3 separate regions of the Homo sapiens genome follow, and all the other regions are linked to region 2. Evidence: read pairs that join two places in POLR2A ChIA-PET (ENCODE). Cell type or tissue: GM12878. All regions are shown on one strand. Links, peaks and the distances in the headings refer to the core of each region. The heading gives the core; the rest is flanking DNA.

What was found. Peaks named below come from ENCODE experiments on the same cell type or tissue, not always from the same donor. Only the 100,000 strongest peaks of a DNase experiment are listed, where the experiment ranks them.
Region 1: POLR2A ChIA-PET joins it to region 2 with 5 read pairs; 2 of 35 experiments call an interaction of 5 or more read pairs at or near these places.
Region 3: POLR2A ChIA-PET joins it to region 2 with 5 read pairs; 4 of 35 experiments call an interaction of 5 or more read pairs at or near these places.

The regions. Positions count from the first base shown.
Region 1 is chr13:24,001,662-24,009,321 of GRCh38, forward strand. It overlaps a transcript of SPATA13 not described here. Among named protein-coding and RNA genes, the nearest start is that of C1QTNF9B, 110 kb to the left of the region's middle. In GM12878, for the core only: no CTCF peak of the experiment used is centred there; a DNase peak (open chromatin) is centred at 4,508.
Region 2 is chr13:24,561,486-24,569,145 of GRCh38, forward strand. LOC101927375 (ankyrin repeat domain-containing protein 26-like) reads left to right here. Exons shown (of 11, transcript XM_011535334.3): 5 at 800-828; 6 at 923-995; 7 at 2,498-2,755; 8 at 5,358-5,415; 9 at 5,799-6,047. The coding sequence ends at 2,658. It also overlaps the pseudogene PSPC1P2. Among named protein-coding and RNA genes, the nearest start is that of PARP4, 53 kb to the left of the region's middle. In GM12878, for the core only: no CTCF peak of the experiment used is centred there; a DNase peak (open chromatin) is centred at 3,577.
Region 3 is chr13:24,698,597-24,706,256 of GRCh38, forward strand. It overlaps ATP12A (ATPase H+/K+ transporting non-gastric alpha2 subunit), which reads left to right. Exons shown (of 23, transcript NM_001676.7): 12 at 62-254; 13 at 2,151-2,326; 14 at 3,339-3,475. It also overlaps the pseudogene RNY1P7 and the pseudogene RPL26P34. Among named protein-coding and RNA genes, the nearest start is that of ATP12A, 22 kb to the left of the region's middle. In GM12878, for the core only: no CTCF peak of the experiment used is centred there; no DNase peak of the experiment used is centred there.

The DNA.
Region 1 (7,660 bases), core at 1,560-6,559, 560 kb before region 2:
AAGCAGGAGGGGTGAGGAGTTTTGGATACTGGCAGGGATGTTCAATGATGGCCGTGGATATGGAGGGAAATGAAGAAAGAGAACCTGATGGGTTGAAGAAGTAAAAAGAGTCAGCACTGGGTGGGGGCCGGGAGGTGAGGGAGCAGGGGTGAGGACTGAGCAGGTGATCTGTGGGGAGAGGCTCCGGCACTGACCCCAGAGATTCAAACAGTGATTTCAGAAGATGAGGCTGGAGTGTGGCTGTGGGAAGGATGGTGAGATAAAGGGGACATGGGAGGTGAGGAGGAGACTGCATGGCCACAATGTCACTCATGTAGACATTGAAGTCACCCAGGGGGCGGGTGGGAGCAGAGGTGGATGGTGCACTGTGAGCCACATGTCAACATCTTACATGGCCGAGAGGGAGTGACGAGAGGTCACTGTGCAGTGGCAGAGGTGGGGTCAGGTACATGTTTGAGGCATGGGCTTCAAAAAAGCAGTGTCATAGCTTTTGACCTCTGTCACATGAGGTCATTTACAAGCAGAGGTCTAAGATGATGGTCATGTATGTGTCCATCCACCTATTCAATAGCTCACTGTAACACTATGCCTGTGATTGAAAAACCGTGTTGGTGAACATGTTGAATGACAGGTATCTACCAGTCTCCATGTTGGGCTTGCAGGCAGGAGGTAGATGAAAACGTTCTGTCGTCTTGGAGTGTTCAGAGTCAGAAGCATTGACAAACGAATTCGAGTAGGAGGGAAATGTCACAGTCGCTCTGCATTCCATAGAGAGGGGACAGAGTGACACACTCTGGGGGAAGGAGTAGAGGAGCTGGTGGTGGTTGTGTCTGAAAGCACGGTTGGCTTAGGGAAACACCAGATCGGCCTCAGTGGCCTGAGGCCTGGTCAGGGGGGTGAGTGTGTTGGTCTTTGAGTCTCCCCATCCCTCCTGGTTGGACTGACTAGACTGCAGGAGCTTCACGAATTCACCAGTTCCTGGAGTCTCCTTGGAATAGGACTGCCGCAAGCCTCGTCCGGCTCCTTGAGGAAGGAAGAGCATCCAGTGCACCTGTGACCCCCCGAGCACAAGCACTGGCTGTACCCTCTGATGGAAACAGGTTTCCTACCCGCTGCTGCTCTGCAGTCCTTACTTGGCAGGCACGGACGTAGAACCCATCCAGCTCTGTCTTTCCCCATACACAGTGTTGTAAAATCAAACTCATTGGTCATCCCTGGGTGATTGGGCCCTATTGGAACCTTCGCTTCTGATGTCCTTAGAAGTGGCTCAATGAAATATTTTTCTTTTTCTGAATGTGGGGGGTGAACAGAGAAAATTGCCATCATTTGTTCTTCTTCTGTTAATTCTCCCTATGATCTCAGGCCAGGAGTGTATGGGCAGACAGTTCCCTGTGGCCATTGACTCAGTCTTCCGAACTACAGCATTTGCCCTTTTATTCAAAATCCCATCTGTCTGGTTTTCAATGGTTCTGTCTGTAGCATTTTCCCCACGCTGGTCTATAAATGCAGGGGTGTGTGTGTGTGTGTATGGATGCTTAGATGTACCTATAGATAGAAAGGGGAGTGCCTAGGCCAGATCACTCAGAGAAGGTGTTGGATTAAGCCATTTTGATGTTTCCATTACAGAAATCCTAAACTAAGCACAGCTTCTCTGACACCAGTAACAATTTCATTACTGAGCCATGAGATAACAGCAGGTTTACAAGAGAAGGTGGTAAAAAGATTGAGAATTCAAATAATGAATGGAGTGCACACAGGAAAGGGTACTGTGCATGTCTTCATGAGGAACCTGAATTAAGGCTGCTGTGCCACAAAGCAAGTAATGCGTAATTTTTTCTTTGGAAGCATGTAAAGGCTTTAAGATAACAAGTTTCTCTTAAGAAAACCTAGGATTTTAAAAGAAACAGAACTAAGATTAGAACCTTCATCGTGTATTCAGTTCTTTTCGTATTATATTAGTAGTAATGAATACAGATTTAATTGCATATAATGCATTTCAAGCAATTTTAGATTGAAGCAGAGTATTATGACTGTAGAAAGTCCATTTTTTAACTAATGCAAAATATTTGCAAAAGTATTTGTCTTTACGTTATACATCAGCCATTATCCATTATAGTAATGATTTTAAAATACTTCCTTTTTGTTCTATACTTGATTTGACTCACATATTTAATACAATATTAGAGACGTGGGAAAAAACACAATATACATCAGCAAATACAGAACCCATTAAACAAGAACCAATACAGCAGAAGTCCCTTTTCAGCCACACTCCCCCTCCTCCTGCAGCATTGTTTTGTACACTTGCTTCATATACATACACACAGAAACAGCACTTATTACTATTGTCTTTTAAATATAGAAGTTGACTCTTGTCTCCTTGCATAGTTCCTGGTGGGCACTCCTGGGCTTTGGTCTGTCCTCAAGGTCGTTCAGGGACTTGGGTTCCTTCCTAGGGTAGCATGTCTCTGTCTTTGGTGAAACACGGCTTTAAAAAATCTCCAAAGCATCATGAACCCCGAGTTTGTAAATTTCATAAAGAAAGATGAATTATTAGAAGATGAAATTGAAAAGCAGATACACAATTTTGCTCTGCAGTCATCAGTCAATAAAGAGTCAGGAGTGAAATCCCGGTTCTTGTACCAACACCTATCTGCGCACTTTGAACAGATACCATTTACGGCAGTGTTGACAGTTAGTGTGGCAACTGTGCTTACTTATTGTTAGATTTCTCTCATCCAGGTTGGATGGACCACAGTATATTTGTTTATTTCCCGGCTCTCTAGTTCTCTAGGAAAACCAAGGGGTTTTCTTAGCTCTGTGGCCATCCAGGGGTGAGGGGCTCCTCACAGGGGCGCAGACGGGACTCAGGGAGGGTAGGGCTGCCCCCTTATGAAGGTGCTCCTTCCTTGGGAGTTCTCCTGGGTGTCCTGGAGCTGGCTGTGGGCAACAGACCCTGCCCCAGGAAGACGCAGGTGTGGTCAGCACAGTGCATCAATTAAATCAATTCCGAGACTGCTCCATACACACAGGGCTGAAAATTTACATTCCATACGATTTATCTTCCCAAATTATGTTCAGTCACAGTATCCGTGAAAGCTGTGGGAGAGTCTACAGTGACAGTAGGCTAATAATAGTAAGATGCAAAAGGATACTCAGCAAAATGCCAGCCACCTGAGACCCCCACATTAAACCACAAACCCTTCCCATTATCAAATTTGCAGTGAAAGCTTAAATTGCACATCTTGGCTTTAGCTGTCCTATTATCATCACAATCTATTTACTGTCTGTGAGAATAAATCAAATGAATTCATTGTGCACATCTGAAAATGAATCTACATTCCCTTTTACATGGCTACTTTTTCATGACATATAGGTTATCTTTGCCACATTGCTTTCCATTTTAAAAGAGCTAAGAGTTTCTCAAAGTAAGTACTTTTCTGAGAGTCCTTAATTTGGAAGAACTCTGCTTTCTCTGAGTCGCTAGGGGAGAAGTTAACAGATGCTGAAAGATGACATCAGCATTTAATTGCAAATCAGTTCTGTTTTCTGGTAGCCTGGCTATTGTGCTCACATTTGAAAACTGTTTTGATTCTTAAATTTTTACCGTGTTTGCTAAATCTGGATAGATTATGAAGTCACATTCCTAAAAGATACTTGTATGTTTAGAGGCGAGAATTGGAGATCTTCAATGAATTGGAGGGTTGCCTTGCTTCTTAGACCACAGAAGCAGCTCAGGAATATAGTGCTCACCTGGTGCCTAGCAGGGTAAGCCCAGGACAGGAGCTCATATTTAAGTACGAGAAATGGAGTGTATGCAGGGAGAAAATGGAAACTACAGTTTTAAGGATGCTTTGGGGAATATGGAATCCTTGGTGAAAAAGGGCCATTATACAGCTTTCTTCCCTGGTAAAGGGATGAACTCCTGAATTTTAGGTGTGGGGACAGGGGGTGGGAGAGGGATGGGGGAGATCTGAGTTCATAAAAGTGTCTTTCAAATAATGTGAAGAACAGCTGGTATGTGTCATGTAAAGGGTCAGAGAACACACGAGCTGTAGAGGGGCATTTTCTGAGGAATGCATGTGCTTTTAGATTTGCCACAACCCTGAAAGCTAGATCTGAGGCTCAGCAAGATGCAGCATGGGCATTTTTGTCAATGGAGGAGTGGATTCCTTTTTCTGCACACAGCAGCATAGCTGACATTTTTTTCCCTTCTTAATAAAGACATCCACCCCCTTGACCTTTAGAGCTGATCTTCTAAAAGACCGTACTGTTTCTTGCATAATCATCACCTGTTCTGCTACACAATTGCTCTGTTTGGACCCATGCTTCGGGATAGGAGACATCCCCTGAGAAGGCCAGGGTCAGACTGGCTGGGCTGCAAGCAGCCGGAGGTGCCTGCTGTGTTCCTGCAGTTTCCAGTGTGAGCTGCAGAGGAGAGACAGCCACTTTGTGAGTAACCACCATAATTCTATTATTAGGTGAGAGGTTAATAATTGACATGTTAAAGCATATCCGGGAGGGTATAGAGGGTAAGTCTAAATGTCAGTGTTCATTAGTGGTTTTTTGTATTACAAGTTTTCTTATTCCCAGTATTCATAAGATGTCACTCTTGAGTGTTCATGAGATCAACTAACTCATCAGCAGGTAAACACACAGGGCCTTCGTGGCACCTCAAGCATTTCATAACATGAGGTTCCTTGAGATTGCAAATGTGATAGAATAAAATCTGTACACAGTATAAATGAGCAACGGTGTCAGACAACGACAAGACAAACATGTTTCCAGCATGTCCCCATTTCATCTAATGTGATGTGCGAAAGAACTGAAAAAGGAACACAGCAAACTGGGAGGCTCAGGGCACGAGGTGCGGCAGAGGAGCGAATAGAGGCCAGGCCAGGCCGGCCCAAGTACTAATTCATCACAGTTGCAGGTGTGGTTGACTGGACCCTAACTCTGGGAGGTGCCGGCTGATTTGGTCACCACAGTTGTCTTAGGGGCCTGCACGGCTATGGTCCCATTTTAAGAGCTGGGGAGCTGAGTTGCAATGAGGCCAGCCTACACATGGTGGAGCTGGGAGAGCACCGGGACACGCAGCCCAAGCTCCTGGTGCCCTTGCATTCATGTGCCAGCTTCTGACAAGGGCTGCTGTTCTGGGATTTTACTCTAAGAGCGCAGGGAAGCCACGTCGATGGTGTAGGGGGAGAGGATGCCCCCGCTCGGCAATTAACACGAAGCCCCTCTCTGGAAGGAGGATGCTGTGGCATTGCCTGGGCTTTGTCACAGTTTTGTCATTCTGGGCCAGCCTCCCCCATCCTGTGCACCCCTCCTTCCTTCCGTGTGGAGCCCCCTTTCCTCTAGGATGCAGTCTGAAGGCCAGCTTGTGCACAAGGCCTCCCGTCCAGTGTCCCCTCAGCTGAGTGTGACCTTCCTGCTGGCCCTTAGCTGCCCTCTGGCACTGTAGTCACCTCTGTCAGTGCCTCTCCTGATTGCCAAGCATTGCAAGGGCCTGTGCCGGTTGCCTGGTGGCCCTGAGGCTCTGAGCCCTCTGCAGAGTTTAATACCCTTCTGCTGAGTGACATGTTTAGGGCCAGCCTCTGGTCAGAGGAAAGGCCAGGCTAGGCCACTGCTTGCATCTTTGAGGGGTGAGGCTTGCCTGTGGAGGGGACTGGGCTCAGTGAGTGGGTGTCATGTCTGTGGTCAGTAGCTGGCCCCTGGGGCGACTGACTGCTGGGTTCAAAATCCTGCTGCACCAGGGACAAGCTGGGTGATGTTTAAGTTGCAAGGCTTGGGGCTTTTTCTTTTTTCTTTAGAGGTGCAGTCTCCCTCTGTCAGCCCAGGCTGAAGTGTAGTGGTGCGAACTTGGCCCACTGCGACCTCTGCTTCCCAGGTTCAAGTAGTTCTCATGCCTCAGCCTCCTGAATAGCTGGGATTATAGGTGGCACCACCACACCTGGATAATTTTTTGTATTTTTAGTAGAGACAGCTTTTCTACTAAAAATGGCTATGGTGGCCAGGCTGGTCTTGAACTTCTGGTCTCAAGTGATCCATCCATCTTGGCCTCCCAAAGTGCTGGGATCACAGGTGTGAGCCACCAAGCCCAGCCAGGGTTTTTTCATTTTAAATTTAAGAGTAACAGTACTACTCAGCTCATGCATTCACTGTGAAGATTAAATGAAATATTACATATACTCAATGCATGGTGAGACTTAATAAACAGTATTTATTGTCATCATGATCTGGGTGCACATGCCACCCCAAGAAAGGACAGAAATTAGCTCTACCTCAAGCATAACCCAGAAGTCCTGGGGGGAAATGGAGGCAGGCGCGGCCCAAAGGCTGCTCTGCAGACCAGGCTGCAAAGTGTGTGAATGATTCCTGTCTGCAGCAGCCCCACTCATGGGAGCCGAACCACCCAGGTGTGTGTCCCTGTGAAGGTTAAGGAAGGAGGTTCAAGCTGGTGTGCTGAGGGAGAGCTTGTGACCACAGCCACACACTGTGTGCCCTCGGGTCATTTATTGCACAACACATAAAGAGATTTCAGTCACCTAAAGCTCTTGATGATCAGACCAGGTTATCTGTAAATTTCAGGAGAAAATGCACCTGAATTCACTCCTGAAGGTTGTGGGCTGAGGGGCTCTTCTTTCAGTTTTCCTTCATCTCAGAGAAAGAGAACACCTGCAAAGCCTTGACTCCTTGTCCAGCTGGAATGGCCAGGCCCTGTCCCTGGGGCTGGCTGATCTTGACGCTGATGCTCCATAGCCGGCAGCTCTTAGTGCCTTCGTCATGGGCCACCATGAAAGAGGGCGGTGCCCCCAGCCCCTCCACAGCTCTCCAGGTGGACGGTCTTGTTGGTGGTGACTTCAGATAAGAGGTAGGGAGCAGGAGAGCAGGAGAAGGGGAGGGGAGAGAGAGAGAGAGAGAGATCAAGAAAGAAAAGAGCAATCTAGAGTGTGGACTGAAGCTGTGTTTAATATGAAGAGAAGGGGAACACTGGAGGAGGCAGCAGGCCTGGGCCAGCTGAGGAAGGCAGAGGTGAATCTGCTGTGAGTCACCTGGCAGAGACCTGGAAACCTTTGGCCCCCAGCTCCCTGTCCACCCCCATGTACTCCTACCTCACTGCCCCCATCCCCTGATGGCTCTCAGGCCTATCTTCTGCAGCTCCTGTCCATGAAAATGACTCACTGATGGAATGACCCACAGGCCCCAGACAGCCATTCAGCCAAGGAGGAGGGAAGAGGGGGGAAAGCATAGCTCTGGGACCAAGTGCGGGAGGTGGGGGCTGCTCTTGCCAAACAGAATCAGGAACAAGGAGCAGCACAAGAGGTGCTGAGCAGTGGCCTCAGCCAGCGGGCTCTCTGCTGCCAGGGGCATGCCATCCATCACGTGGGGTAGGTCTCTTTGCTGTGGGTACCCAAGAACTCTGCCAGGCCCTGCTGAGGGTGCCCTGAAAACCTCAGCCAGCCTGCTATCCCCACCTAAACTCTGCTCTGGTTCTTCCTGGAGCTGACACATTTAGTTCAGTGCATCCCAGACATCACCATGTGGAAGTGAGAGGCTCAGCTGGTCCAGCAAGGAGGGCCACCCTTCTCCCATGGTCCTGTGAACCAAAAGTATCTGAGATACGTCTCCATTAATTTAGAAAGTTTATTTTGCCAAG
Region 2 (7,660 bases), core at 833-5,832:
TGGTATATAAAAGCTCAGTAGTAACTAATAATTGTGTAGCAATGCATTTTTTATTAATATTTCAATGTTGAAAGCTTCTTAGACATTATTTTTAGACATGTTTTATATACCTTCTTGCATGAGTGGATCAAAAAATTTAAGATGGCTAAACTACGGGATATAAGAAATGTAGGCCTATCAGTAAGCTCAAGTAGGTATGAAAAAAATGAAGATTTTTATGAACTATTTTGTGTAAGTGTGGATCCAAAGCAATTCACACTTGTGAAAGTGTGGATCCGAACACTTTCTCTGATGAGAAATGAATTAAACATTCAAATGAACTGTCATGACAACTGTGTGCTTCCTACATTCTAGGACCAATTGAAGGACATAGTAGGTACTTGTAGTAGAATGGTATAAATGATTCTGATGTGTCACATTAAAGACACACTATAGCATTCTACCATCAGCTTTGACATTTATCTGCCCAGGGTCATGATTTGCTCCTCTGGTTAAAGATCATTTTTCTCCTCCTCAGCATGTACACATGGTTGCGTGCATACTTTTCTCTCAGTTACAGATATTCGAATCAGAATCTTGCCTTTGAAATGTTAACTGCATGTTTTATTCAACCTATCTTCTTAGTTTTCTTCAGGATATTTCTGTCATGTTGTTGTCCTGACAAAAAAATGCACCCCTAAATCTAAACTCATTATTTTTAAAACGAAGCACTAAGATTCAGCTTGATACTAACTCTGAGTGTATGGTTAGATTTATCATATTTATATATAATTGATTATATGTCCCTTTTGCCTTCCAGATTCTCTTCAGCAATATCATCACTTGAAGGTAATAACTTTTCTATATTTATCTTTAATTATTAACCACATAGTATATGAAATATATATTACTTATTAATCATTTTGTCTTAAAACCCTTTCAGCCTAAGGTTGAAATGAAAGAGTGTGTTTCGAACCAGGCAGTCGGAATGAAAGATGTACAAGCATGCACATCAGGTAAAAATTTTTGCAATACAAATTTAACTCTGGAAAGAAGCACATTAAAAATAGTTTAAATGCTAGCAGTCTTCGTATTCCTGTCTTTTTTTTTTTCAAATTTGAGGGATAGATTTGATATATATAATGCAGATATTAGCATTGGTATCTATGTTTGAAAAACATTATATTTAGAAGCATAAGATAGATTTTAAAAATGTAAGCTCTAACTTAGATGTATCTTGTATTACGTATTGCTACGCTGAAGTTCTCAGTTGGGAATACCTATACTCATTCGGGTTTCACAGAAGTGAATTATGAGACTACAATTTTTTCCCGTGTTTGAAATGCTTGTTGGAATTCTGATCTTTACCTAGAGGAAAGCTTTCCTTGCTAACATGTCAATTTTGTATAAAGTTTAATTACTTCATCCTAGTGTTAGACTGATTATCTGAAGCAAATTGGATGTTTTGATTAGTGTGTGTGTGTGTGTGTGTGTGTGTGTGTGTGCAGGGAATATCTTGGAGTACAAAAATGAGGAAAGTAATCTTTTTTTCATGGCTATTTGGCAGACACACTCATTTCAAAGAGTGATTCTGAAACTTTATAGGCTTAGGGTTTTTTGTGCAATTAATAATTATTGCATAGAAGTAACCAACACCCTGAATTAGGTGTTTGTCATTGTCATGCACTTTTCATACATTTTACCATATATGTGTATGGCCATAAATCATATGTAGAATTGGTGTTTCTGTCCTAAAATTTCAATCATATAACTGATTGTACATTATAAATATATTATTCAGCAGCTTTCTTTTGCTTACTCAGCGTTATAGTTTTGAGATCAGTCGATATGTTTTGTTCACACCCATTGATTTGTCCAAAGAGATGCATTGCTATTTTCAGAAGTAGTTCTAGTTGAGTTTACATTTCCTATAGTATTTCATGCTATGACAGTACCACATTTAATTCAACTCTGTTTTGTGGTGAGAAAAAGATAAAAACATTAAAAAATGATGGCATATCCCAAAGAGCTTTTGTTTAAGTGGATTGTATCTATTGATATTTACTATATCAGAAACTGAAGCTGAATAATTTAAAATATAAGCATGCACCACCATGCATTCCAATAGCCATTATAACTCTGGCCCATTAAGCACCCATGATCTTATGACACATCACGTGTCTCATGGTTAAACATAAGTCTTGTTATTAAAAGAAAGTTCATATTACTGAAGAATATTATTAATAAACAAAGCTCTCATGGAAAACAAAATATATAATATTGCTGAGTGAATCAAATAAGTAACACTAAAAAATAAAAATGTCAAAGATGATCGTTAATAAAACCTATGTGAGTGAATGGCAAGTACAGGACATGTAGAATACAATAAGCCATGCAGGAGTGGTGTGTTTCTGGGGGAGTGGAGGACATGGGACTGCTTCTGTTTTAGAAGGAATTTCTCCACGTTAGTCAAATTGTATTATGATTTACATTCTAATAATGAAAACTTTACTTTCAGCTTTTTCAGCTTTGGATTTTAATAGTTTGACCTTCAGTAATGAGCTTCATGAAAGATCTGAGAATTTGAAAGTTGGTGATCTATGTCCATTTGTGTCTCCACCAATGACCAACACTGTGTTGGGATCCACAGACTTGGGGAAGATGAACTTAATAGATTAAGAAAAGATGACCACTGCAGCTGCATTTCTATTTTGGAATCACACTCTCCGTGACCTGTGTGAGTCACAGCTACCAGAAAACAAAGACAGCAAAGAAGGTAATAAAGAAGCATAGAGAATTCAGTCCCAGTGTAGCTGTACTTGGCTTCATAATACCATAGTTGTAACTTTTAAAGAATCATTTTGTGGCAAAGTGTGTATTGTGTTTACACCCCCCTTATACAAGCTACAACCAAACAGAGGACCTATCAGCAGGGCATTTATGTTCTTCCTTTAACCAAAGCAACATAAAAATAAGAAAGAGAATGAGATGGACGAGTAATTTTGTTTAGGCTAGCATTTAACATAAACTTGAATGTGAGTCCAAGGATTACATGCAGAACTTTGGGACTGGGGGGGAGATGTTTGATTGCCTGCTCAAACACAATGTGGTTTCTTTGCTTTATTTCCATAGCTCTGAATTTGTATCAGTTGTAACTATATAAAATGTTGCCCCTAAAGCACCTTCCAAACCCCAAAATTAAGTTATTTTTAATAACTTCTGTGACTTTATGTAGTATAGAATTGTCTTTCCCAGTATGAATGGGTATCCTTGAGAATTTGCTAGATGGTGTCTTTTCAGCTGTGTTCACACAGTTTATCACCTTGTTTTCATGAATAACAATTTACTAGGAATACTAGTTTGAAGGAAGGTGGTGTCATTAAAAATAACATGAAAATACATTTTAATTTTACTAGGACACATAATCTGTTGAATAATTGCATCTAATATGTGTTCTACTTTATGTCCCAGTTAAATTCATTGTCTTTAATAAGGTATACGATCAGATCTATATAGTAATAAATCATAAAATATTTTTGCACCCCAATAGTTTCATTTCCTTTTTTACACGGCAAAACCCAGTCTCTTGAAAAAATACAAAATTAGCCGAGCATGGCAGCTGCCTGTGGTCCCAGATACTCAGAGGCTGAGGTGGGAGAATCTCTAGAGTCTGGGAGGCAGAGATTGTAGTTAGCTGAGATCGCACCACTGTGCTCCAGCCTGGGCTACTGAGCAAGACCTTGTCTCAAAAAAAATGACACAAAAGAAAAGATGATTTGAAAGATTGTCCCATACAGTTTAGGACAAAAGGGATAGACATGCATAGAAAGAATGTACATTTCAGGTGGTAAATATACACTAGGAAAATCAATGCAGTGCTAAGGCAGCCCCAAGGAAAGAGATGCCTGTTTTTCTGAGGAAAGATAGCAAGAATCAAGGAATACTTCACACAGCAATGTGAGTGATGAAAAAGAAATGGTTAGAATAGTAGAGGAAAACATTTCTGATATCGAGAACAGGATGTACACTGGTAAAGTATAAACAGTTACAGTAATTCTGGAAATCATTGATTATAGGCATAATGTGTTGTTAAGAATGGCACTACTGGACCGAGCGCGGTGGCTCACGCCTGTAATCCCAGCATTTTGGGATGCTGAGGCAGGCAGATCACCTGAGGTCAGGAGTTCAAGATCAGCCTGGTTAACATGGTGAAACCCCATCTCTACTAAAAATACAAAATTTAGCGGCTTGAGCCACCTCACCCGGCTGAAAATTTTTTTAAGACAGGCTCTCACTGTGTCACCCACACTGGAGTTTGAGTGAATGCAATCTTAATGGCCACAATCAATATTCTTTTTTAGGTCACAGTCAAAATTCTTTATTGATAAAGACCTCTCATGTTTATCTCAAAAGAAGCTTTAAGGATTGTCTAGGAATCACCACATGCTATTTAGGTTCTATGTCTCAAAAAAAGAAAATGCTAAAATAATGTAGAACATTTAAATTCACTATTACTAATTACACAGTTTTCTGTGATTGGAAATGGTCATCAAACCAAAGGGAAAATTGCAATTTTCATACGTTATCTTGAGTAATTTCACTTAGAGATTTCATTGAAGTTAATTCTTCGTCACTATTGTTGGTAAATTAAGAGTTTTTAGGAAGCAGTTTCTGTAATGAAATTTCAGATGTTTTGAATATTTCTGTTTTATAGTTAACTGTGCAATACTTTTATTGAGGTTTTCAAATACAATTACTGTGCAGTTAAAGAAAGCAATGTTATGTCCAGCTTTCAGTAATTGCTTGTATGGGCTATCTGTAGTCCCTGGATGAAATAATGCTTGAGTAGATGAATAAAAATACATGAATGAATTATAATATTTAGACAATGAAGATTGCCTATAACCTTATTTTTAGCATAATTCCCTAAAGCTATTTGTGTTATATGTTTGAATGCATTTCAATATGAACTTGGTAACTGTCATTTCTATTTTAAGACTTCAGTGACCTGGGAGGAGAAAATAATTGGGCCCAGTGGTTATTATTACTAGATTTTCCTTTGCTTGAATCTAGGCTTGTGTCTTTCATCTATTGGAATAAAAGCATTAAAAATAATCTGTGGTATATTTTATATAATCTGATTCATTGGTAATCTAATCTTGCAATATAAACTGGGTGCATTAAGCACTTGTAGTATATTAAGCCTGGGAGACTGAAGTTTCTTTTCAGCGTTCCTATTAAGTATATGGTGATGGAAATTTTTCAAAATTTTTAATGGAAAATGATGTCCCAATTCACTCTTTTCTTTTTGATTTTAGATGGGAAATGTAAAGTCATAAGATCAATAGGTTGACTGTGACAACTATATTTACTTACAGAGAGAACAGGAAATGAGAATGGGTGATGTGGGTCCCCATGAAGCAATAAACATAGGAGGTAGGGATTTGAAGCAAAAGGCTTTTGTAATTTATCATTTTTGGGGGGACTGTTTATGCTGTTTGTGGTATCTATATATCAGTAAGAAACTAAAATACGGGACCAACATTTCTAAAGGTGAAATCTCTTACATCCATTAAACTGGAATGCAATACAATTATATTAAAAAATATGCCTGGGAAGAAAATTCTCATTTTGTTTTTGTTTGAAGGCTAAAAGATGTGTTATACATTCATAAGCTTAATGAAAGAAACATATAAACCAGGTTGTAATACAGCCTGAAAGGAGTGTAGTCATTGCATGGTGTAATACAGCTCTGTTTTTGCAGTTTTAAAATCAAATTTATGCCTTCTAATTGGCTTTTTTTTTTTTTTTTTTGGCAGGACCTCACTCTGTTGTGCATGCTGGAGTACAGTGGCGCAGTCTCTGCTCCCTGAAACCTCGACTTCCAGGGCTCAAGAGATCCTTCCATCTTACCAAGTAGCTGGGACTACAGGCACGCGCCACCATACCTGGCTTATTTTTTGTATTTTTAGTAGAGACAGGATTTCACCATGTTGCCCAGGCTGGTCTTGAGCTCCTGGGCTCAAGCAGTTTGCTGGCGTTAGCTTCCCAAAGTGCTGATATTACAGGTGTGAGCCACCTTGCCTGTCCTAATTGAACATTGGAAATTGATAGTTTCCGAGTTGGAAATTGATAGTTTCTGAGTTGTGTTTTTAGGCTTTTAGAGAGCATTTTATACTTTTCTGTCTTAAACTAGCTTTTTGTGTAACTTTGAAGCTGTTTTCCTTCACTTTAATGAATATTGAACTTTTTTCCTTTAACCTACAGTATTGTGCACAGAAGTGCACTCAGTCTTTGTAGACTATGACTCGTCAAGGGAATTACATGTGTGTTGCCAATGCATGTTTTAGAGTTGACTAAGCTTTTAAGAAAGTATATTAGCAACTTCAGTTTGGATTTGCTCATATAGCCAAGTTGCAAGGGAAATAATGCCAAGTAAGTAACCTGAAGGAAAAACAAGTGTGGCATATCGTAGGCCTTACTAAATTTGAAATTTGAAATGTCATACATTTGAAAGTTGGATACGGAATTAAATTTTATTAAATTAATTGTCCCACAAAAGCTGTCCCACATTAAATTGTCCTACAAAAGGTGTTATGAAGCTAAAAATCTTTATATAACTTAAATGTACATATTGTTTTAAAGATTACACTACCATGGCAAACAATATTCTTAACATGCACACCCATTTACAAAATCAAGTATGTTCTTAGCATGTATAGTCTATCAAATGAAACTTAAAAGAAGTCATGTGTGGAATGAACATTTTCCATGATCAGCTTTTTTTCTTAAACTTCTGTTGCCAGTTTTTCAGTACTACTAATCAGATGATGTAGAGTCATATATTGCTGTTTACTTGATCACTTTTTACCAACAAGTAGTTAGTGAATACTTCTGGTATATGCAGGAAGCAAGAAACATGGCCCTTGCCCATAAAGAACTTAATTGTGAAATTACTACAGTGGATACGTGAAATAATTAATGAACCAAGAGTGTCTACATTCCAAACTATGAAGCATAATTGAGTATAATGATGTCCAAGTGGTCCAATATTTATGTCTTTTTTAGAGTAAATTTTGGGATGGTATTTAATATAATCCATGTAATTTTAAGGATTTTAGGAATAAGGTTATTGTAGATTATAGGCAGTTTAAAAGGCCATTATCATTATTAGAGTGACATTAACATCAAAACTAAACTTTAAAATAGTATAAAACTTAAAACCGTTTCTGATGGTATAGAGATACTCTGCAATTTTATGAGAAGAAATATAAGAATATGCCTTTAGAGTCCTTATTTAGTTAGGAATTGAGGAGAATTAAAAATTTTTTGTGACATTTTATTCACCAGAGGACCTATTTACATTTTAGCACTTACTCTCCTAAAGTCCAGTTTATCTAATTTTCTCTTCAGTCTTCATTCAATGTGAGACTTCATCATAATGGTTTTGTAGAGCTATTAATCATTATCATGCAGTTGGGTTGTTGGGAAGTTAAAACTGTCATAACTAATCAAGTTACATTGATGGAAAGTGGCAGCAGATTTTCTGGTGTATCACTAGTGTGTATAACCAAGTGAAACCTACATTATAATGCTACCTTTCTAGTAACCAGATAATGCTAACATTTCTTAGATCCTTAAATTTATTTATAGCTATGTGGTGAAAGATATGAGTACTAAA
Region 3 (7,660 bases), core at 1,560-6,559, 140 kb after region 2:
AGAGAAGAAGGAATGCGTTTCACCTTTCTGTAAGTAACACGCTCAGTTCATTCCTTCCCAGCTCTCCATCCACGAGATGGATGACCCCCACGGCAAGCGCTTCCTCATGGTGATGAAGGGGGCCCCTGAGCGCATCCTAGAGAAATGCAGCACCATCATGATCAACGGCGAGGAGCACCCACTGGACAAGAGCACTGCCAAGACCTTCCACACAGCCTACATGGAGCTGGGCGGGTTGGGCGAGCGTGTGCTGGGTGAGTGCGGCGGCAGGGCCCTGCCCATCACCTGGTGGGCACAGAGATGAGGCAGGCGCCTTGAGGACCTGTGACCTAGCCCAGTGGCCATGGCATCCACGTGAAGCATGTAAAGGAGAACATGATAAGCAGGATGGGAACAAGGAGAGGATGCTGTGTGACAGCACCAAGCAGGGTGGGATGGCCTCCAGAGAGGCAAGCTCAGGGAAGACTTTATGGAAGGAGTTAAATTTCAAACTGGGCCTTAAGTGACTGCATTTGAGGGGAGATAGGGGAAAGTATCCAGGGCCCAGGGAACAGCACAGGCCAATCACAGAGGCAGAACGGCGTGGGGCACATTGGGTGCTGCCAGCAGGTGAGATGGCACTGTCACAGAAACAGGGTTCAAGGGCTGGACTGGAGGTCATGAGATGGAGGTCTTGAACATCTGGGTGAGGAGCCAGGTTTCATCCTGCAGTCAGTAGAGAGCACTGAGGGCTGTGCCACTAGAGTGAGCTGGGCAGTCGCAGGGCTGGGGAAGACTTTATGGAAGGAGTTAAATTTCTTTAACTTCTTTAAATGTCTTTGGCGGCAGCAGGGAGAGGAGAGATGCACATCTCCATAGGAAGCAGCTGCCCTTGCTCAGGCAAAAGGGATGGGAATTTTTTCAGGGTGATGGGAATGGGAAGGAGAGATCAGGGCAAGAGACTTCATAGAGGTAGAGTTTGGTAAGATTTAGAACCTATCAGAGAAGGATAATGTTTAAAAATGATTAAGCTTCCCATTTAACGACTAGGAAGAGAGTGATGCCAGTGATGCAGACAAAGTGTCAGGAAGGAAGGAACCTTAGAAATGCAACAGGAGGAGGACCCAATGGGGGTGCCTGCGGTGTTGTCAAAGGGGACAGTGTGTCCTGTTGTCAGCACCAGGGCTGGCGGAATGGTGCCCCATCAGGACCACAGAATGACAAATTCAAGGAAACAGAAGTGTATGGTTGACGATCCGGCTCATTAAACACCATGGAAGTCCTCACCAATACAGATGCAGTCTGTGGAATGTGTGTTTCTAAAGGCTATTGGAGTTGGCAAATCAGATAAAGCATATAAATGAGATGGTGATGCTTTAGGCATCCAATAACCCACAGTACCGGGTATTCTACACGGGATCGATGCCCACTTGCGTTTGATTTCTCAAAGCCTGCTCCATTGACATTTGCAAAGCAGTGGGCCAGGCTGAAAATAAATTGGATGTGAAAGCTGATCACACAATCTTGGAGGTCCCACCAGACACAAGAGTCCCTTCCACCTCAGCCTATGAGAGGCTGATGCCTTCTGAGAAAAGGATGGCTCGGCCCCATTCCTGCTGGCCTTTCTCTTGGGCTTATCTTGATCTAGCACTGAACTTTGTGCCCCTCCGCTGAACCCCCTTGTTCCTTCACATGCTGTTTTCTCTGCTGAAAATGGCCTTCCCACCTCCACCCTCCCTTTTTTCCCTAGAAATCATCTTTGCCCCTCTCAAGCTTCACCTCACATGTGACCTCCTTGGGGAAGTCTCTCCTAATCCTCCAGGCAGCTGAAATGTGTCTCTGCCCTGAGATGTACCCTATGCTTGATCCCTTTAACTCTGTGCCCCGCTAAACTTCAGAAGTCGAGACTGTGTATTGCCCTAGAACTTGGCAATATAGCAAGATATATTTCTAGAACACAGAGCCTAATGAGCTCACAGTGAATTATATTTGGATGAAATATGTCTTTCCTAAAAAAATGCATTATGGAGTTGAAGAAATTAAACAATTCTGGCTTATTCTAATGTATTGGTAAAACAGCAGAGGACCAAGGTGTATGAGCATGTTCTCCTCTTATTTTTTTTCGTTTCCTATTCTAGTTTCACTGACTCACTAATTCATCTGTATTACAGGTTTCTGTCATCTCTACCTGCCAGCAGACGAGTTTCCAGAAACCTACTCATTTGACATAGACGCTATGAACTTTCCGACCTCCAACCTCTGTTTTGTGGGACTCTTGTCAATGATCGATCCCCCTCGGTCCACCGTGCCAGATGCAGTCACCAAATGCCGGAGTGCAGGGATCAAGGTGGGAGTTATTTTCCTGACTCAAGAAGTTCTTTCTTTATGTCGTGTTCCTTTCTAATAATGGTTTTCATAGCAGATGGTCAGTATTTAGGTGTCTTCAAGTAAATATCATAATTCCTATTTTATTTCTAGTTTCACTGTGCTAAGGTTACTGAAACTGTCCCACAAAAAGAAAATGATTGTGTCTATGTGGAATGAACCACATAAACAGTAAATGCAATGAGAAGAATCTCCTAGTGCCTTGAAGTGACCATATCTCGCCCTAGTCCATGGTAGATACTAAAAGGCTTTATTGGCTGGGCGCAGTGGCTCATGCCTGAAATCCCAGCACTTTGGGAAGCTGAGGCAGGCGGATCATCTGAGGTCAGGAGTTCCAGACCAGCCATGGCCAACATGGTGAAACCCCGTTTCTACTAAAAATACAAAAAAATTAGCCAGATGTGGTGGCACACACCTGTAATCCCAGCTACTCGGGAGGCTGAGGCAGGAGAATCTCTTGAATCCAGGAGGCAGAGGTTGCAGTGAGCCGAGATCACACCATTGCACTCCAGCTTGGGCAACAAGAGTGAAACTCTGTCTCAAAAAAAAAAAAAAAAAAAGAAAGAAAGAAAAGAAAAGAAAAAAAGAAAGAAAAAAGGCTTTATTACTCAGTCTTGAGGCTCAGCCCCCATAATCCATGTTCATCATTACTAGGTTAATATTAAGACTGTTGAAGTAACATGGGGCTACCCCCAAGTAGACACTCACCAGCCCTTTCACAAATAAAGTGGCATCAAAGGGGAAGGGCTTCCTTTCATGTCAGAGGAGGAAGCGTATGAAGCTTAGGAGCAAGGGTAGACCCAATGGGATTAGTGTTTCCTCCAAAGACAGTTGTCTCGTAGATCCAGAGCTGCCACTGTAATCACCAACCACGTTCTCCCAGGGCACTACAGAGTAGGTATTACTGAACCATCCCCACTTTGGCCAACCGAGTTCTTCATTACCCGTGGGCCTTCTCGTTGTCTTTGCTCTAGGTTATTATGGTTACTGGTGATCATCCCATCACAGCCAAAGCTATTGCCAAGAGTGTGGGGATCATTTCAGCCAACAGTGAAACAGTGGAAGACATTGCACATCGCCTCAACATTGCTGTGGAGCAAGTTAACAAACGGTAAGCACAGGAGCAGCATAGTAAAAATTCCAGTTTATACCCATGGGGCCCCACTGGCTCTAAAGAGCTGCACTACTTGGAACAAATCAGCTTTTTGCTCTCAGAGTTATGCTAGGCTTGTTTGAGCTATTATTTGCATATCCATGTATTCACTCTAATTTCACTGAGCAGCTAATATGTGCCAGGCACAGTATTGATACCATGAAATGACCCTTTATGTGTTCCTTGTTTGAAATTTCAAAATCCAGTGTGCCCTGGGCACAAAACCTATGTGCCCAATTTAGAATAAGAAAAACTGAAACAAAGGGTTTATGTGAAATTACTTGCCATAGATGCAGTTGCATAATTTGGAATCGTAAGAACCCTGTGGGTTGTTTCATGCACCCTCCTTGGTAAGCATCTTGGGTATTTATCCACCCGGTTTCATAACGTGTAGCTATGTAAACACACCCTTCTTTTTTATTTGGTAATAGATAGAATGGAAGCTTCCTAAGGAAAGTTTTTTTCCTTGTTTCTCCTAATTCTTTTAATCATGTTTATCCTTATTCTTTTAATCATGTTCATCCAACTGTACATTCACTCATGTATTTGTTCTTTCAACAAGTATTTACTGCGTGCCAACTATATACCAGGCAAGACCTGGAACTACAGTAGCAAACTGAACAATACTATCCACACCGTTGGGGAATCTTTCCATCGAGCCAAGGAGACACAAACAAAGCTAACAATGATGTGGCCAGTGTAATGAGGGAGCCACACAAGGCTAGGGAGCTGGGCATGCAGGAGAGTGGCCTGGACTGTGCCTGGTCTCCATGAGTCAAAGACTCCGAATTCTCAGGTTGAGAAGTAATGTTCATTAGCTGGGTTATGTTTTCACGCATGCGGGAGATGAGGGAAAGACCAATGCACCTCTTCAGTTTCCCCAAGCACTTAGGTCTTTTAGGGACACACAGCTGTCAGGTCATAACAAATTACCACGTTAGACAACCAACCAGGGTTCCCGCCTCTGGGCACAGCAGCAGTACCTGAAGTCTAAGAGTCTTGCAGTGCCCTTTAGTATACATAACATCCCTCTATGAAAACAACTTTGGGGCTTGTTTATTTGTTTGGTTTTGTAAGATAATCGGATTATACTTTTTTTCACTTTAGAATTTTAAACAAATTTTGTTTGTTTGTTTGTTTGTTTATTTAGACAGAGTCTCTCTCTGTCACCCACGCTGTAATGCAGTGGTGTGATCTCAGCTCACTGCAATCTCCACCTCCTGGGTTCAAGCGATTCTCCTGCCTCAGCCTCCTGAATAGCTGGGATTACAGGCGCCCGCCACCATGCCTGGCTAATTTTGTATTTTTAGTAGAGACGGGGCTTTGCCATGTTGGCCAGGCTGGTCTCAAACTCCTGACCTCAAGTGATCCACCCACCTTAGCCTCCCAAAGTGCTGGGCTTACAGGCGTGAGCCACCACACCTGGACTAAAAGAAATTTTTTTAAGAGTAGTCAAGTGCAGTAGTGAGAAGAGGGGAAAGAGTAGAAGTTTGATCTGTAACTGACTGTGAACAATCAGTTGAGCTAATTCACTACTACCTTCAGACCAGCCGAGTCTTCTTTTTTTAGATACAAGGTGTCCTGTCAGATCACCCAGGCTGGAGTGCAATGGTGTGATCATAGCTCACTGCAGCCTCGACCTCCTGGGTTCAAGGGATCCTCCCCTCTCAGCCTCCCAAGTAGCTGGGACTACAGGCTTGTGTCACTGCACCCAGCTTCATTTTAGCAGATTTTTTTTTTTTTGAGATGGAGTCTTTCTCTGTTGCCTAGGCTGGAGTGTGGAGTGCAGTGGTGAAATCTCATTGCAGCCTCCACCTCCTGGGTTCAAGGGATCCTCCCCTCTCAGCCTCCCAAGTAGCTGGGACTTTAATTTAAAATTTTAGCAGATTTTTTTTTTTTTGAGATGGAGTCTTTCTCTGTTGCCTAGGCTGGAGTGTGGAGTGCAGTGGTGAAATCTCATTGCAGCCTCCACCTCCTGGGTTCAAGCAATTCTCCTGCCTCAGCCTCCTGAGTAGCTGGGGTTACAGGCATGTGCCACCACACCCGGCTAGTTTTTGTACTTTTAGTAGAGACGGGGTTTCACGATGTTGGCCAGGCTGGTCTTTAACTCCTGACTGCAAGGGTTCTGCTCGCCTTGGCTTCCCAGAGTGTAGAGATTACAGGCGTAAGCCACTGCGCCTGGCCCATTTTAGCAATTTTTAATGAAAGTTGTATATAAGATACCTTATTCCTGCATCTTCTCAATTGCTTCTTTTTTATATTTGCCCTTCCTTCCCTACTTAGGAAGATTTGTTTGGCCTTCCATTCAAGGATCTTTTGTGGTCTTTGTCTAGTTTTAGCCTGGTGATGGCCATGTGCTGGTGACGTGCACACGACGGTCCTGCCCTTAGCCTCCTCCTGTGCTCCTGTTCAGTATAGGTGGCACATTTCTTCCTATAAACCTGGACTGCTTTGCCAATTTGCTGGCCCGTATAGTGTCTTTGTGCAACCTCAACTTCCTCATCCTTTCAGATGGGCATGGATGGAACTGTGCTTGTAGCAGACTCCAGAATGTGCTTCTGTCTCAGCTCTTTGGAACGAGAGAAAGACATAATCTTCCTACGAATGTGGGAAGGTGCATTGAAATGACTTTTATGATTCTTGCCTCAGTCAAAAGTCACAAAGGGACTGCACTTCCTCTTGGTCACTGCCACTCTGCTCATGGCCACAAAAGGGAAGAGTGGATTACACATTTGTATACAAATCACCACACTGAGTGAAGTGGATGCTTTTGTGAATGTTTTCAGTTATTCACTTCATCAGCTCTAGTTTCATGACCATATAAAAATTGCATCTTAGCAGGTGTAAGGGGAAAGGAAACACCCCTTCTTTCTTCTCTTACTTTCTTTTGTTTTGTTTTGTTTTGTTTTTTTGCCAGCGGTTAAGGAGACCTGTAGTTTGAGTCAAGTGCTAGAATTCCAGTATTTAGCACCAAGAGGTAAAACAGACCTAGAAAGCTCAAAACTTGCAAATTGTAAAGAAAAAGACCTGCAGCAGTTTGTACCTACATTGTTTAAGCTGAGATTTGAAGGCTGAAATGTAGTGTTAGCCACGAGAAGCTGAGGTGAGAGATGCCCATTCCTGGTCAGGGAGCGAGACCCGTGAAGGCCTTAGGGTACAGGGGATGGAGGATGTCAGAACTGAGAGCATCCAGCGGGCAGGAGGGAGAGCCCAAGGTGAGGCGAAGCTTGACAACGCAGGCCCCACCTGGGCTCGCTGGCTAAAGTTAGGGATTCCGGGGTCTGCTCCAAGCACGGTGGAAAGCCCCTGAAGAGTTTTAGCAGGGGACTGGCTCAGGCAGCTCTGCATAATCAATAGGCCCTAGAACCTTACTTTTATAGTCAGCAGGCAATAGCGCTGCTCAAAGACTTCAGTAAACTTCTGCCTACGTAGCACATTGCACAAAGATGACACTCTGTAAATCTGAAATACCCAACGGCAAGTAATTATTACCCCTTGTTTGGCCATAAAAGAATTCTAGGACCCAAAACATATGAACAGGCAGTTTGGGGGTTTTATTTTTATTTTTGTTTTTGAGACAGGGTCTCACTTTGTCACCCAGGCTTGAGTGTAGTGGCATGATCATGGCTCACTGCAGCCTCAACCCCCCAGGCTCAAGCAATCCTCCTGCCTCAGCCTGCTGAGTAGCTGGGACCACAGGCACATGCCACCATACCTGGCTAATTTTTTAAAATTTTTTGTAGAGACAGGGGCTCTCACTATGTTGCCCAGGCTGGTCTTGAACTCTTGGCCTCAAGTGATCCTCCTACTCAGCCTCCCACAGTGCTGGGATTACAGGCATGAGCCACTGCGTTTGGCCATGAATGGGCAGTTTTTTAACTTCCTTTTACTTCTGAAGTAAAGCGTTGCTCTAGGAAGTACCACTCTCACCTGTTCTAGTAGGGATAAGGCTACCTGGTTTTTTATTCCTATTGTTATATGGTACCAAGAAATGGTGTTATATTTTAGCCTCAGTTTGCCCTCTTGAAATGGAGACTAAAGTGTTCCCAGGACTCCTGTTACCTCACTAGAGCATTAGGTATCAAGGACACTGGGTTCCAGGTCAAGTCAGAGAGGCTTCAGCCAGCATCCTGCCTGGAACAG